2 separate regions of the Homo sapiens genome follow, and region 2 is linked to region 1. The links are chromatin loops, found by intact Hi-C in ENCODE. Cell type or tissue: PC-3. All regions are shown on one strand. Each heading gives the region's core, and the rest is flanking DNA. Links, peaks and the distances in the headings are about the cores only.

What was found. A loop is a pair of places that touch in the nucleus more often than their neighbours do. Peaks named below come from ENCODE experiments on the same cell type or tissue, not always from the same donor. Only the 100,000 strongest peaks of a DNase experiment are listed, where the experiment ranks them.
Region 2: a loop joins it to region 1, with 9 times the contacts of the local background. A loop is called at or near these places in 9 of 110 quality-filtered maps.

The regions. Positions count from the first base shown.
Region 1 is chr21:34,934,356-34,937,156 of GRCh38, forward strand. All of the region lies in intron 2 of RUNX1 (RUNX family transcription factor 1), which reads right to left. Among named protein-coding and RNA genes, the nearest start is that of RUNX1-AS1, 99 kb to the left of the region's middle. In PC-3, for the core only: no CTCF peak of the experiment used is centred there; a DNase peak (open chromatin) is centred at 1,726; H3K27ac peaks cover 969 bases.
Region 2 is chr21:35,046,112-35,048,912 of GRCh38, forward strand. RUNX1 (RUNX family transcription factor 1) reads right to left here. Exons shown (of 9, transcript NM_001754.5): 2 at 2,731-2,801. The coding sequence starts at 2,788. Among named protein-coding and RNA genes, the nearest start is that of RUNX1, 1.8 kb to the right of the region's middle. RefSeq lists a silencer at 118-167 and enhancers at 1,149-1,208, 2,414-2,553. In PC-3, for the core only: no CTCF peak of the experiment used is centred there; DNase peaks (open chromatin) are centred at 1,250, 1,710 and 2,770; H3K4me3 peaks cover 2,500 bases; H3K27ac peaks cover 2,500 bases.

The DNA.
Region 1 (2,801 bases), core at 264-2,763:
CATGTTTCTCTTGATTGCATCTAGATATTTATTGAAACCATGTTTGCTGAATGACAATGTCTGGCTTACCACCCAAAGGAAGTTCAACAAAGGGGAGCAGAATCCCTCAATTCAGGGTGGCTTTGACATTCATGTCACACCCAACCTGCCACACAAATATTGGTCCAGCTCGCTGTGTCTTGGCAGGTGATGGAAGCTTGGCCTTGGAGGCACCAAGGAGCTAAGAGGACTCCATGATATGAACACAAAGGTCGATTCACATGCTGGTGCTTTAGGGGGCATTAAAACCATTCCAGAGAAGCAGGAATAAAGAATATAGGAGCATCTTTGTGGACACTGGGTCTGCAGGTCTAGCAGTAACAGAGGAGGGCATAATGGATTCATGAGGTCAAAGCTGGGATGGACCTTGACTGTAATGAAAAGAGGCCATGAGGGTGTGAATCAGGGAAAGAGGATGAAGGCAGGGGTGGGAGTTGTGTTGAACAATTGGCAGATGATCCAGGAGGCTTCATAGGTTGAAGACTTTCAGCTACTCATTAGGAAACAGCAGGCATATTCCTTCATTTTTCCCCTTTTTCATTTTTTAGACTTCCCCATATTCATTTTCCCTCTCTCTCCCTTACTGCTATTATTTTTTCATGTTTTTGATTCTGTCTTTATTCTACATTTGATGATTCAAAATGTGACATCTTTACATTTAATGAATTCTTAACCCAGTGGTATATGTTTTGAAGAGTGAAATTAATAAAGAGGCTTAGAGAGCAAATAGAAATACACTTCTATAATGAAAATAATCTGTCACTCATGCGTTAGCTGATTCTAGTTGATGTGTTCTTTGGGAGCCTGAAGACAACCGAGAAATGGGTCCTACAGCTGTGAGCTCTCCTTCCACTGCCATGATTTCCTTCACGGAGTCATAGCATTGCTGATTCCTAACTGGGATGTGGTTGGACTTAAACCTTGGTTTAAATCCTGACTCTGATATCCAAACATCCTAAGAGTCAAGTGCCTGGTTTCTTAGTTTCTGATTTTTTACACAGATAATACCTTCACAAACACATACGGTATATGGAAGTTGAAGAAAGAAATGAAATAATGTTTAAATATGACTTTGAACATATTCAACAAAACTCTCGGGTTCAGGAATTTTAGTATTGTGGTAAGAATATGATTGCTGTGAATGACAATAATAGTTGAGCTAGCCCTTCAGTGAACAAGTTGAGACACTTTTTTTTTTTGTAACCTGGTTAACATAGGGTTTCTCAACCTCAGAACTCTTGACATTTTGGGCTGGATGAATCATTGCTGTGGAGAGCTATGCTGTGTATTGTAGGATGTTTTGGCTCATCCCTAACCCCTACCTATTAGATGCCATTAGCCTCCCCTACTCCTGATGTCACATCCAAAAATGTCTCCTGACATTGCCAAATGTCCCTTCCTGGGTAAAATCTTTCCCAGGTGAGAACCACTGGGATACAGCATGTCCACTAGAGCTATAGTTTTCCTCCTTATATTAACGTGTTGACTAAAACTTAAAAAGCAAACATAATAGATACCTCCAAACAGCAAATGGGCTAATGCAGTTGGTATACACAACAGTACATCTGCCAATGTTTATACATAGCACACGGCTGTACTCAGCTGCAGCCAGTGACAAACAGAATTCGGAGTTTACTTTCAGTCCACACTAAGAGGTGACTAACATGGCGGGATAAAAAGCCAGGAGACCCCCCTTCCCAGAAGCCCCCCTTTGAATCACAACACATATGTGAGTAATGACTGTGAATTGAATTTATGACTCAAGTGCTGTTTGTCTGCATACATCAAATAAAATTTGAGACTTAAAGACACAAGCTGCCATGTTCGTTTCCCCCCTCATATTCATTTGTGATAACTACTTAGAATTCAGCCCCCCTCTTTTTTAAAAAAAAATAGCACTCTGTCATTTCCAGAAAATGTTTTAAATTAGTACAAAACTTGGCTAAATTTAGCTTTTATAGAAGAAAGAATAAAACATAATTAACTGTTTAAAGAAGAAAACAGAAACCACATGAAGGAATGAGACTTGCTGGCGAGAAATCTAACAGTAGTGCTTGGTAGCTAACCCATCTCCTGTGTAACAGATGTTCACGAATTTAAATGGAAACAGGATGGGCGTCCCCATAGAAGGCATTTGTGATAAAAAGCTGCTAACTGTGTAAATGTACGAGGCTGCTACAGGTGTGGCATCTCATCTAATTGCCCAGGGATGGGACTGCAAGAACACTCGAATGCACAAAGCAAAAGAAAGTCTCAGCATGGCAAGAAATATCGACAGATAGAACGCTTAGCAGGATCCTGGCCGGGAGACCCCATGGGTGCAGTCTGCTTGCTGTAATTGCCGGCTGGAGTGGAAAAGAAAAGACTCTGTTTTAAAGCTCTCGAAGCATTCGTCTCTGGTTTTAGCAGAACATATAACATCTTCTGTAATTTCTATGTAAATACTTGACAGTTGAAAAGAATTCTTTTTTTTTCTTCCTATCCAGACTATAATTTATGGTGGTTTAGTGGGAAAAGGGGTTAATTTGATTTAAAAACTGAAAATGATTCTCTATTTGGCTTTTTAAAAAGTATTTATTTAAAAAACTCTGCACAGAACAGACAGAGGGGAGACAAAGGATTCTATTGTATGACTGACCTAGGCGTGCCATGTCTCTTTGCTCCCTACACAGACAGAGGCCTGGCCTGAAGCACGCAAGATTATGCACACATGGGTCCAATCTTTGTCACCTGTCACCTAATAAAGCCTCACTGAATCAAAG
Region 2 (2,801 bases), core at 277-2,776, 110 kb after region 1:
CACCGTGTGTGATAATTCCAGGGAATTTCAATCGCATCTTGTCTTCCTTCCTAAGCAAATTCGGTGGGAACCTGGTGTGGTGTGATAGAAAAAGCCCCGAGTTCTCTGTGGTAGACCACATCAATTTCATGTGCCAGTCTCTCAGACTCCGGCTTGCCTCTCTCAAGGAAGGGAACAATGGTTTGCTTGGCTTCACTCCTCTCTTTCCCCCCAATTTCCACATGGGTATCTGGCTAAAAATGAGTTACAGGTTTCCTTCTGTGAGAATTGCATGGACTGATAAAGTACCATCCCAGGAAGAAAACAAAGATGCTGTCTTCCCTTTCGGCTCACAGTTGCCGTTGGGGAGGGAACACACGCTGTAAATTATAGGCAGCCAGAAGTGACCGCATTGACCACTGCGAGTGGCCCAGCTATGGCAACAGGCTGAGAACTCTGGGGGAGAGCCATTTGTTGGCAGGGATGGTGATTCTTCTAGCATCAAGCTCTAAGATGATGACCAAACGGTATCAAAAGAAATGATATTTTGCTACCTCTCCGGCTTGGGTGAATGATGTGGACAGTTAACCTGGACAATTTAAACCTTTATGTTGATGGATCACTTGGATGAAATTAACCAGGAAATTGCCAAGATTTCACTTGGCCCTCTGACATCAAATCTCAATATTATATTACCAAATTAGAGATTCTAAAGAACCCTGAGTTCCTTTCACTGAAAGGAAGGAGTGGAAAAACCTTTCCAGATGATCCCTTTTGAGTCTTGGTGCGAGCTCAGGCCCTCCCTACACTGCCTCCGTGAAAGCTAACCGACCCTTGTTCCTAACCTAGCGCAGGTCAGCTGAGTGTCCATCGGGCACAGGAGCCCTGGGCTTGTCCGGGAGATAGCCAGACTCCTGCTATTTCCTGATGTCTGCATAGCTCAGCGTGTCCCTCACCATCTTTGCCGTTGGCCAGTAAGGAGAGCCCCAGGGGCCAGCACTGCACACTGAAACCCAACCTATTGCTCAATGGAATGCTTAAAAATTTCCTGAATCTGCCTTCCTGAGTTGATAAAATAGGAAACAATACACGTTCTGAGGGGGTACTGAAAGCAGAGTAAAGCCAGGAAGATCTTTTTTTTCTGTTATTCTATACAAATATTGCTTCCTCTGCTTGTTAGCAGCCCAGAGGAAATGCAGCCAGGGAGCCGTTTGCAGCTTTTCACCAGTGGCCGGTGTCTCTGTGTTACCAACCAAACGACGCTGCAAGACTAGTGACTAACGCACGTCTGCATGATTCAACTTCACTAAAATTCCCTCTGCTGCCAGTAAAGAAGCACTTGAAAACTCTTTAATTTGAAACTTGAGCTTGGTTAATGACTTGTTTTCTTCTCTTTCTCTTTAACTTCTCTCTTGCCATCTCCAACACACACACACACACACACACACACACACACACACACACACACACACTCTCTCTCTCTCTCTCTCTCTCTCTCTCTCTCTCTCATCAAGTTTTTTAATTTCAGGGACCCGGAAACATACAGCCCCGTGCATTCACAATAGCATTTGCTGTGATAAAGTGGCCGGCAAGCCCTCTGCATTCCCCTGCTCACTTAGCTGTATGAATAAATAATGAGTCACAGATACAATTTGGGTGCTCAAGAGAGTTTGTAGCCAGAAAATTAATTATTCTCCCATCCCAGCCCACTCCATCTCAGCTTTGCCAAACCATCAAGATACACTTTGCAGGCACTGGTCAGAGTGCGTGCCCCGACGCACACGGCAATGCCTTTGAGACATTTTATGTTATTATTTTTGTTTGTTTAAGCACAGCCCTCTTTTACCACGAAAGATACACAAGACGCACATGCACACACATACTCACACACTCACAGCTCAACCACAGCTTTGTCCATTTCAAGAGGCTGGTTTCAAAAATGGAGACAGGTTTTCCACCCTGGCTGTTCCTATTCATAAGCCTGTAATCTAACGACTTAAGCTGCGAGAATGCTTAACTCGGGAAACTTCTCTATTGCCCTTTTCCAGAGAGACCTCGGTATGCCACAATTTGCTTCCTTTCTCTCTTGAAAGATGCTGGTTGTCTCTTTGCATTGAGGCTACAAGGAAAAACACAGCACAGCCCCATGCTGATGATTTTAACCTAACCAAGTCTGTCAGTCTCCTGTACTCTCTGCCTTATAGAGACAGCTGCCTTGCCACTTTGGCCCTGAAGTCCCCAGGCTGGTGCAAGGCTATCTGAGAGCCTCCGCCTCCTGCCCCACACTGGCACCAGCCCTCCTGGCTGGCTCTGTGCATGTGCCTGCTAAGCCCCAGGGCAGGCTGCATTCTGGGCCACACAGCATGCCGAGTTAAGGATAACTCAGACACAGGCATTCCGGGCAAGGGACAGCAAAATAAAACCCAGGGAGCTTCGTGCAAGCTTCATAATCTCTAAGCCTTTAAACAAGACCAGCACAACTTACTCGCACTTGACAAAGTTCTCACGCACCGACTGAACACTCCAACAGCATAACTAAGTATTTATTAAAACATTTCTGAAGAGCTTCCATCTGATTAGTAAGTAATCCAATAGACTTGTAATCATATGCCTCAGTTTGAATTCCTCTCACAAACAAGACAGGGAACTGGCAGGCACCGAGGCATCTCTGCACCGAGGTGAAACAAGCTGCCATTTCATTACAGGCAAAGCTGAGCAAAAGTAGATATTACAAGACCAGCATGTACTCACCTCTCATGAAGCACTGTGGGTACGAAGGAAATGACTCAAATATGCTGTCTGAAGCCATCGCTTCCTCCTGA